Linked DNA regions of Homo sapiens: region 1 is linked to region 2. A link is an interaction called in ENCODE POLR2A ChIA-PET data of the cell type or tissue named here. Cell type or tissue: CD4-positive, alpha-beta T cell. All regions are shown on one strand.

Evidence for each region. ChIA-PET counts read pairs that join two places held together with the same protein. Peaks named below come from ENCODE experiments on the same cell type or tissue, not always from the same donor. Only the 100,000 strongest peaks of a DNase experiment are listed, where the experiment ranks them.
Region 1: POLR2A ChIA-PET joins it to region 2 with 6 read pairs; 10 of 35 experiments call an interaction of 5 or more read pairs at or near these places.

The regions. Positions count from the first base shown.
Region 1 is chr7:37,438,952-37,443,951 of GRCh38, reverse strand. All of the region lies in intron 1 of ELMO1 (engulfment and cell motility 1), which reads left to right. Among named protein-coding and RNA genes, the nearest start is that of ELMO1, 7.4 kb to the left of the region's middle. In CD4-positive, alpha-beta T cell, no CTCF peak of the experiment used is centred here; a DNase peak (open chromatin) is centred at 2,771; H3K4me3 peaks cover 922 bases; H3K27ac peaks cover 1,996 bases.
Region 2 is chr7:37,339,886-37,344,885 of GRCh38, reverse strand. It overlaps ELMO1 (engulfment and cell motility 1), which reads left to right. Exons shown (of 22, transcript NM_014800.11): 2 at 2,123-2,273. The coding sequence starts at 2,196. Among named protein-coding and RNA genes, the nearest start is that of ELMO1, 110 kb to the left of the region's middle. RefSeq lists enhancers at 1,529-1,768, 2,009-2,128. In CD4-positive, alpha-beta T cell, a CTCF peak has its summit at 1,937; DNase peaks (open chromatin) are centred at 1,625 and 1,975; H3K4me3 peaks cover 2,615 bases; H3K27ac peaks cover 1,867 bases.

The DNA of each region.
Region 1 (5,000 bases), 99 kb before region 2:
GGTTGGGGGACAGAAAAAGACCCCATCTCTTTAAAAAAAGAGTCTGAGAACTTCTGCACTGTCCATAATAAAAGGATCATGAAGGCCAGTCATTCCACAGGGTGTGGCTCCCAGGACCATGTGTGTGGCCATGAAAGCCTTCCAGTATGCCAGCACAGCATTTTTAGGTTCAGCAAAGCCAGCCTGCATGTACAATGCACACACTGGTTGCAATGCTTATTTCCCTGGATAATTTGGGTTGTTTGAGTGTTAACAATTGGAACTTATCTATATTAGCCAGAACTAAAGCCTGCAAAGCCATATCATGATTCCTGATTACATTAACTACTTGTGTCTTAGTGCTGTATTTTCTAACCTGTTACAATATAAGTGCAGGTACGGTACGAGCAGAATTTGGTCATTGGCCTAAGGTGGGGTGAACAGTTAAGTATCAGATAGGAATACGTGTGGGAGAAGGAATGCTAGCTCATCAAACAGAATTAACTACAGTAACAAACTGGCATAGTGCTGAGTCGAGAAATTAGTCACATGTATAAATAGAAGGAGACGATTCTCAGTGTTCCGGGCCCCCACAAACACTGATTTCCAGAATCTGAACAGAATTATTATTGGAACTTCAATTTTAGGAATTGAGGCTACAGTTTTGACTGTTTTAGTTCTAACAGTTAAGGTAGAAAACAAAACTTTCCTCAGTAGAAAACACTGGAGAGGCACAACTTGCTGGACTAAGGACTGAGATGTGTTCAGTGGGTTGTACTCTGGATAGGGAATGGTGGTTTGAGGGAATGAAAATCAGGTAAGCCCTATAAAGCATTCTCTCAGTGGAGGTGGAGTCATAGGATCAATGCGACATTTTTCTCTGTGGCCTGACACACCCTTCCTCTGGGGATGCTGTTTTGGAAATGATGGAGAACAGTCAGAATAGTATTGTTATCCCATTTTACAGATGTGGCTTGGAGGAATGAAATGTCACAAGCATACTTAGAGAGTGCATCTGAGCCTTAAACCCAACTTTTCTGACTCGTTTTACTGCGTTGTTTCTTTCTCCTGCACCATGATGTCTGCACTGGTTAGTTCCTTCTTTTGTTGGTTCACTGGACTTGCCAGCCTCTGAGGCCAGGATGCCATGTGGAGCTATGCTGCAGTGGTGTCCAGAGAGGCTCTTCACTCCTGTATGTCCTGCAGATGGATGTGCCCTGGGTTGCCATGGTATCCAGGGATGTCAATGCTGCCACTGAGTCCTAGTTCTTCAGAGTCAATCCCTCTCTTTGGGTATCTCATTCTAAAGTTGACCTTAGTTTTGAGAGTCAATGGATTCTTCTCTCAGGGACAGTATGTCCATCAGCCAACCTCATGATATTGAAGCATATGAGCTAGAATGCAATTTATTAATAAAAAATGAGAACAGTATTTGCCAAGAAGAATGGGCGTTTATTCTTTAGCCAACATTTTTCCTCTGTGGATGAGTCATGGTGAAGGCAAAAGCATGGAACCACCTGGGAAGGAACCAGTTGGAAGGGGAATATACTTGACAGTGTTTTCCAGCTCCTCATAACTTTTGCTAATTCTCTTGTTGATAGATTCATACCAACTAAGAAAACCAGAGACTGGAGTCCTTTGACCGTGATGGTTTCTCCTTTGGGCGATGCTGAGGCTACTTGTACGGTTCTTTTTCTACTTGTAGGCTGTTGGCCATTTTACTGACCCATTATTTCAGGCAGTGTCAGCCTCAGTGCTATTGACATTTCGGGCTGGATAATCCTTTGTTGTAAGGGCTGTCCTGTGTACTGTCGAATGTTTACTGCCTTCCCTGGCCTCTGTTCACTAATGCCAGTACATTAGTCGTTTGTGACAACCCCAGATGTCTCCAGGTATTGCAGATTGTCCTATCAATTTTCCTGTCCCCAAGCTGAGAACTGCTGCTTTGTCTTCCTGTGTTAGTGAGACCAGTTGTGTGTTATCAGATAGTCTAGACTTTCAACAGCAGTTATAAGTGCCCCAGTTTTCTCCTTACTGGTTATTCCTTAGAGTCTAAGGTGGTGTATTAATAAATGAGAGGGCTCACCCTTTATGTTCATTTCTTTCCTCCAGCTCTCCAAGTTTCCTTTCTAGCTCTCTTCTCTCTTATACTGCAGTTGTTTCTCTAATCCAAATGTTTTTCAAGTTTCCTTTCCATGCATGTTTCTTCCTAGTACCTGTGGCTGAAAAACACTGTAACTAGTGAGTTTTTGTCTCAGTTTCTTAACAACGTTTTGAATTCTGACCACTGGTTACTGCCTTAACTGTAACCTTTACATAATGGCAATAAGATAAATGAAATGAGGGAGGTGGGTAGCAAAGCTCAGCTTGGCTTGTTCAGAGGCCTTTGTCACAAGACAAAGGAAATGTCTGTGTGGGAATGAGTTAAGTGAGTTCAGTGCCTCCTCCTTTGCTTGTCAAATCCACCTTGACTAGTTGGATAGTAATGGTTATTGATATTCCATTAGTGCGACCAGGACATTGTAGCAGGTCAGGGAGAAGCCTTCAAGGTACTGCTTTATGCGAAGTCCTTTCCCACTTTGTATATTAGATTTCTGTCCTAATCTTGCCATGTTAACTTTCTTATGTAATTATCTGTCAGCCTTTTATTTACCTTCTCTGCTTGGCTGCTGTCGTAGTCCAGAACACCATCGAGTGGCTTAAGTGCCGTAGAAATATGCTGGGTTATAGACTAGCTATGACTCCCCTAGGCAGCCGCCTTCTTACAGTTCACCAGCCCTATAGCAACCCTCCACCCTTCCTTCCGCCCTTTGTGTCTTTTTTTTTTTTTCAGTTCAGAATTGCATTTAGAACGCCAGAGTTTTGTGCTGTGGGGTTCAGTGGCAGAGCTGGATGAGCTGTATTTTCCAGGCTGCTACACACAATTACCCTTAATTTTGAAGAGTAATCCATTTCAAAATAATTTTTTTTTTGTTTTTGGTCTCTTTAGCCCAAATGCGTAACCACAGCTGGCTTTACCCTTGGCCCTCAGAAAGCATGTGGCTTGGGAGGTAGAGCTAGTGGAGGAGTTTGGTCAGATTGCTCATTTTTGGTCAAGTGAGGAGTGAATTCCAATAACACTCAGTAAGGCTGGTTTTTATTTGACTCCCGTCCACCCCTCCAACTCTCCCCACCCCACAGTTTCCTAGATTTTTTTTTTTTTTTGAGATGGAGTCTCACTCTGTCACCCAGGCTGGAGTGTAGTGGCGCGATCTTGGCTCACTGCAAGCTCTGCCAACCGAGTTCAAGCGATTCTCCTGCCTCAGCCTCCTGAGTAACTGAGATTACAGATGCCCACCACCATGCCTGGCTAATTTTTGTATTTTTATTAGAGATGGGGTTTCACCATGTTGGTCAGGCTTGTCTCAAACTCCTGACCTCGTGATCCACCCGCCTCAGCCTCCCAAAATGCTGGGATTACAGGTGTGAGCCACCACACCCAGCCTCTTTGTTTTTTCTTTCTTTTTCTTTTCTTTTCTTTTTTTTTTTTTTGAGCTAGAGTCTTGCTCTGTTGCCCAGGCTGGAGTGCAGTGGCACGATCGTGGCTCACTGTAACCTCTGCCTCTTGGGTTCAAGTGATTCTTCTGCCTCAGCCTCCCCAGTAACTGGGACTACAGGTGCCTGCCATCACACCTGGCTAATTTTTGTATTTGTAGTGGAGACAAGGTTTCACCATATTGACCAGGCTGGTCTCGAACTCCTGACCTTGTGATCCGCCTGCCTTGGCCTCCCAAAGTGTTGTGATTACAGACATGAGCCACTGTGCCTGGCCCCTAGATTTTTTTATAGTGGACTTGTGCCTCAGTTATTCCAATTGTGGGCCACTCTGGGAAGTGACCACTACTCAGAAATTTTGGTTTGGGGGAGTGGGACCGATTCTTTGATATATTAAATAATAAGTGCTTTGTACATATATGTGTGTGTGAGAGAAAGACACACACACACACACACACCCATGCAGCTCTAATAATGAAAGGCCTTTAGAAGCAAAGAAACAATTATATCAGCTGCTAAATCCTGTTTTCTCCAGTGCTGTCACTTTTATAGTAAGTCAGCACAAATCACATGAAATTAAACATTTTGTCAAGGAATGAATATGTTTCCATCATCTCTAGGCTTACTCCACTGCCAGGAAGCGACTTTGACTCATTAGAACTACTTTCTCAATTACTGTCCATTCTCCAACTGAAGGTTTTTGAGAAACATTTGCTTGGGTTTATATGAGAGAAGCACAGTAAAGCTTTATTTATTAATTGTAGTATATTTTAAAAACAGATGTTGAGCTTATCCTTAAAATGTATATAAATATTTTCAAGCTAAACTATTGCTGGGCTTATAGCCCTGATCATAATGCTTCATTCAGTCATTCAAGTCAGTCAACAGCCACTTTGCTTGTAATTTGTATGCTGTAGCCTGGGCACTCCATATGTGGAGAAGGGGTAGGGAGGGCTGTAACAGGCAAATCTGTTTAGAGACAGTCATAACAGTATGCTAAAGGTATGTTTACCGTGATTGCAGATCACAGAGGTAGGTGTTCACAAATGAGGTGACTTTTGAGAAAGATCTGGAAAGCTGAGTATTAAGAGAAAGAATATGATACATCCAGGGAATATAGCAATCAGGGTGATGGAGGACAGTCTGGAAGGGGCTTTATGTCAGCAATCCCAGGAGCTGGGCATTTGGATTCAGCAGAAAGGAAAGCCAAAGGCTTTTAGGCAAGGAAAAGATGCAGTGCATTCCAGTGAGAGCAACCTGGAGGATAGATTAGATGGTACAGCTGGAGGGAGGGGCAGAGGAAAGATGGGAGCTCCTGCTAGGCCTGCTCAAATAAATACATGGTCTTGGTCAGATGAATAAATAAACAAAGCAGTGTGCTTGCTGTGCCAATGCAACTAGGAGACAGGTTGTCCAGCCCCCGCCTTCCAGCGGGTGCCAGCCAGAGTCTGAGCAGAGGTAAAGGAGGGGAGGCCAGCACTCACCGT
Region 2 (5,000 bases):
ATCAATTTCTCAAAAAAGACAAGAGAACCCAATAGAAAAGGGACAAATGTTTGGACTGTTCACAAAAAGGGAGCGTGTGTCTTTTCCTCTTTATGTTCAGCCTCACTCACAATAAGAGAAATATAATTTTAAAATACATTAAGATTTTATTTTTCAACCTGTCAGGTTTGCAAAAATTCATTCTGTTGGTGAGGCTGGGTGTAAATAGACAACCTCATACAAGTCCAATGGAGAGAAATTTGGAAATGGCTATCAATATTAACTGCACCTATGTTTTGACCCAGCAGTTTCAGTTCTGTGAATCTATTGTAAGGATGTACTTGCATATGTGCAAAATCAGTTATATATAAGTTTATGGATCACAGTTTGGTTTATGATAGCTAAACTTAAGAAATCACCCAAATGGCCCACAGCAGGGGACTGGTTCATCAAATAGGACACATCCACACAATGAACTACTATGTAGCTGTGAAAAGAATCAAGATGCTCTCTTTGTACTAACATAGAAGGATTTAGAAAATATACTAAAAGAAACAAAAAGAATGCTCCCTTTTGGCCAGTCACGGTGGCTCACGCCTGCAATCCCAGCACTTCAGGAGGCCGGGGAGGGCAGATCACCTGAGGTCAGGAGTTCAAGACCAGCCTGGCCAACATGGCGAAACCCTGTCTCTACTAAAAATACAAAAGTTAGCCGGATGTGGTGGTGTGCGTCTGTAATCCCAGCTACTCGGGAAGCTGAGACGGGAGAATCGCTTGAACCCGGGAGGTGGAGGTTGCCTTGAGCTGAGATCATGCCCCTGCACTCCAGCCTGGGCAACAGAGGGAGACTCTGTCTCAAAAAAAAAAAAAAAATGCTGCCTTTTATATAAAGAAAGTGGCAAATGTAATAATGTATTTTTGTATTTGCCTTCTATACTTGAAGAAAGTTTGGAGGGATACCTAATGACTTTGGATAACTGGAAGTATAAGAAGTGAACGCAGATATTGGGCAGGTGGGTGACACTGGGAGAAGAGACTCTACACTGTCCGTCTTTGTACACACAAACACACATACACACACAAGTTTGTATCACATGATTGTTAACAAAAAATTAATTTTAAAAAGAAATGGGGCTGGGCCAGGTGGCTCACGCCTGTAATCGCAGCACTTTGGGAGGCTGAGGTGGGCAGATTACCCAGAGTTCAAGACCAGCCTGGCCAACATGGCGAAACCTTGTCTCTACTAAACATATAAAAATTAGCCAGGCGTGGTGGTGGGCCCCTGTTATCCTGGCTACTTGGGAGGCTGAGGCAGGAGAATTGCTTGGACTCAAGAGGTGGAGGTTGCAGTGAGCCAAAATTGCGCCACTGGGCAACAGAACCAGGCTCTGCCTCAAAAAAAAAAAAAAAAAAAAAAAAGAAATGGGCTAGCCTGGGAAGAGGCAGCAGAGGATAATGGTTACCTCCTTTGTGTAAGAAGCACGATTCATTCAAGTGAGAATTCAAAGTCTGTTCTGAATGCCATTCAGTCCACATCTGTACATTTTCTGCCCCACCCCCACCCCCCACCGAAGGTGCATTGTGTGAACCGACCTTGGGGAGGGAGTATGGGTGTGCATGTGTGTGAGCTCTCAGGGTGTTTCTCCTTCTTCATGATATCCTGGTTGCTATAGTGTGGAGATCTGTTTGTGACACACAGAAAACACTTTAAAGAAACACTGCTTCCTGACCATGACTTCCTGGGCAATCTGTCCTTCCTCAGACTGTTGAGTGCCAGACGTTTATATGCATGTCTGGACAGAGAGTGAGCCTGGCTCATTCAGACCCTGGGCACCATTCAGAGCAGAACTCAGTGGTAAGGAACAGCTTTCTTTCCACTGAAGATTCGCGCAAGCCGTGCCCCACAGGGCAGCGTCTCCTGGCGGCTTTGACTCAAGGGCGTTGGCACGGGCACCCCCATCTTTCTTCTTTCCTCAGGAGCCCATTGTACCGTTGGCTGTGCCCCTGCACCTTCAGCACCCAGGCACCAAGGGGAGCCGTTTTTCATACCAAACCACCAGTGAAAACAGGAAGTGATGAAGCAAAATTCACCCTGCATCTGCACTGAGTGACTTCTCTTTCTTTTTCTGTCATTCCTCATTAGGTATAGACACGTGTGGCCGTTTACGCTGTAGGATCCTCATTCCCACTGGCTTTGAACATTTTGGGGACTTACAATGCCGCCACCCGCGGACATCGTCAAGGTGGCCATAGAATGGCCGGGCGCCTACCCCAAACTCATGGAAATTGATCAGGTTAGTAACGTGACAGCATTGGGTGTCTATTTTCAGTTTCCTTTCTATACTGGAATTTTCATAGACTTTGGATAGCTCACTCTTCTCCCTTTCTCTCTCTAGCTGTGTTGAAAAATCTGTGCAATAATAGTTGCAATGTGCTTGATTTCTGTAGCACATACAGTGATGGATGGGGTTTTTATACTCTTCCAGCATCCACTTGGATTGTGTCAATACAGGATTTGTGTCTGAAGCTAGGAAGGAGGTGGGAGGGACAAGTGGATCGGGCCCTGGGCAGTTGACACAGTGGAGGCTGCCCCATCCCTGCCTTGCCATGACACATGGATATGTGCAGATTGTTGGAACACAGGCAAGACAAAACTTAATTTTTAAAATCCCTTTTTTTTCATTTTTTGCAGAAGCAGCCAAATGCATTGGTACTTTGTTATATTAATAGCTTTGTAATGAAATTAGTATAGAGGGGTTCAGTCTTGGATTTCAGCCAATTGTAATTTTTATTTTTAGTGTAAAATTCACAATGTGTCTAGCATATTGTCTGCCATGTAGTAAATACTCAACAAATGTTTATTGAATTAAAAAATATCAAGAAGACTTATAAAAGTGGCTTGACCCATAAAGGCATCCTTTAACTTGAATCTTGAGAATTGTATGGTGTGATTCTCATGCACTATTTGATTATAGGTTATCTCAGAATGGTTACTTTTGTCCTCACTTTACTGTAGTCACTCTAGAGCAAATGATTTAAGGAATAAAAGGTTGAGACCTATTATATACTTACAGGTTTCATAATGTATATAGTATAGGGTTCTAGATGGCTTTCTACATTTTCAAAATTACAATAACCATGGCAACTCCAATCTTTATGTTCTCCATACTATTTTACAATTATGATTTACAATTTTTTTTCCTGGTCAGATTTTATTATCTGGTGGCAGATCAATGCGAGAGTTATATGGAATTGTGCGAATCCAAAGGAATCATTAAAATGAATTATACGGGTCAGCTCAGAATTAATTGAACTTAAACTCAAATGTAAGAAAGGGTAAATTTTTGGGATTTTTGTCAAAAAAGCTGTTATCAGACCACACATCATTGTCATTTTAACTGCTCTCTGAGGTAGTTTTCTACTGACTCAAGAAGGAACCTATACAAACAGAGAAAAGTAGAGATGCCTAATAGTTTCGGATATATTTGAGTCAGGCAACAGATGCTTATCTGCTTTCATATGTGGTTTGAGATGCTAGTTAAAATTTACCTTAAGAAAATGTTTGGAGATACTCGGTGCAGACTAAATGTAGTTTGGATTAGGTTTGGCCACAGCCTAAGAGACCAGTGGCTTCAGTGAGATGGAAGTTGGTCTCACACACGTGTAGAGAGGTCCTGAATGCCCCGCAGTGGCATGCACTGGGGCCCTCTGTCTTGTTGCATTGCCCTTCTCAATCTGTGGAGCTTTGGACCACATGCTTGGGCATCACCCGAAAGCACATTAGAAATGCAGAATCTCTGGTCTTATTCCAGACCTCCTGACCCAAGTCTGCATTTTAACAAGATCTCCAGGGTATCCCTGTGTGTAGTTCAATCTGAGACGTGCTGAGCTGGATACCTGGTGCCCAAGCCCGAGTACTAATCAGAATTACCCAGGCACTTATTCGAAATAACTATTTTCAGTGGTCCCATCCCAAGAGACTCTAATTTAGTGGTTCTGGTAAACTATTTAATTTTGATTCTGCCATGGTCAGTGCAGTTTGGGAACCTCTGCTTTAAGACAGCAGCTCTTGATAGACAGTCCTCCTCCTTACCTGTGAGGTTAGTGTAGTGTTCTCTGCCTTTGGAGATGGCCTTTGCTATGTGTGTGTTTTAATATATATATTTTTAAATTATCTGCTTATTTTGGAATAATTTTAGATTTACAGAAAATTACAAAGATTGTATATGCTTACATTTATACCCTATTTCCAGTTTCCCCTTATGTTAATATCTTAATCTTGGTACATTAGTCAAAACTAAGAAATTGACATTGGTACATCACATTAACATAACTACCAACTTTATTTGGATTTCACCGGATTTTCCACTAATGTCCTTATTCTGTTCGAGGATCCAATCCAGGGATACGAATTGTCACGTTTCCTCAGTCTCCTTCCGTTTTGGACAATTTCTCAGTCTTTCCTTGTTTTTCATGGCCTGATAGCTTTGACAAGTAATTTTATGTTGATACAATTTTAAACACACAAAAATTGCCAGGATAGTACAAAGAACTCTGTACCTACTTTTTCTGAACCATTTGATGGAGCCCTGGAAGCACCATCCCCCTTCACCCCTGAACACTCAGTGTGTATGTCCCTAAGATTGTAGCCATTCTCTTACATAATAATCACAGTACATTTATAAAACCAGAAATAAATTGAATACTGGTATAATGCTATCGTCAAATTCACAGTTCGTAATCCATATTCAAATTCCATCAGTTGTCCCAATAAGATCCTCTATAGCTATTTTCTCTCTGGTGTAATATCCTGTCCAGGATCATGTACTATGTTTATTGTCAGGTCTCTTTGATCTCCATTGATCTTTAGAAATTTCTCAGTCTTTATCTTTTGTGACCTTGACATTTTTGTAGAGTACAGGACAGCTATTTTAGGAAAAGTCTTCAGTTTGGGGTTCTCTCACATATCCTGCTGATCAGATTCGAGTTTTGTATTTTTGGCAGAAATGTAGAGAAATGAT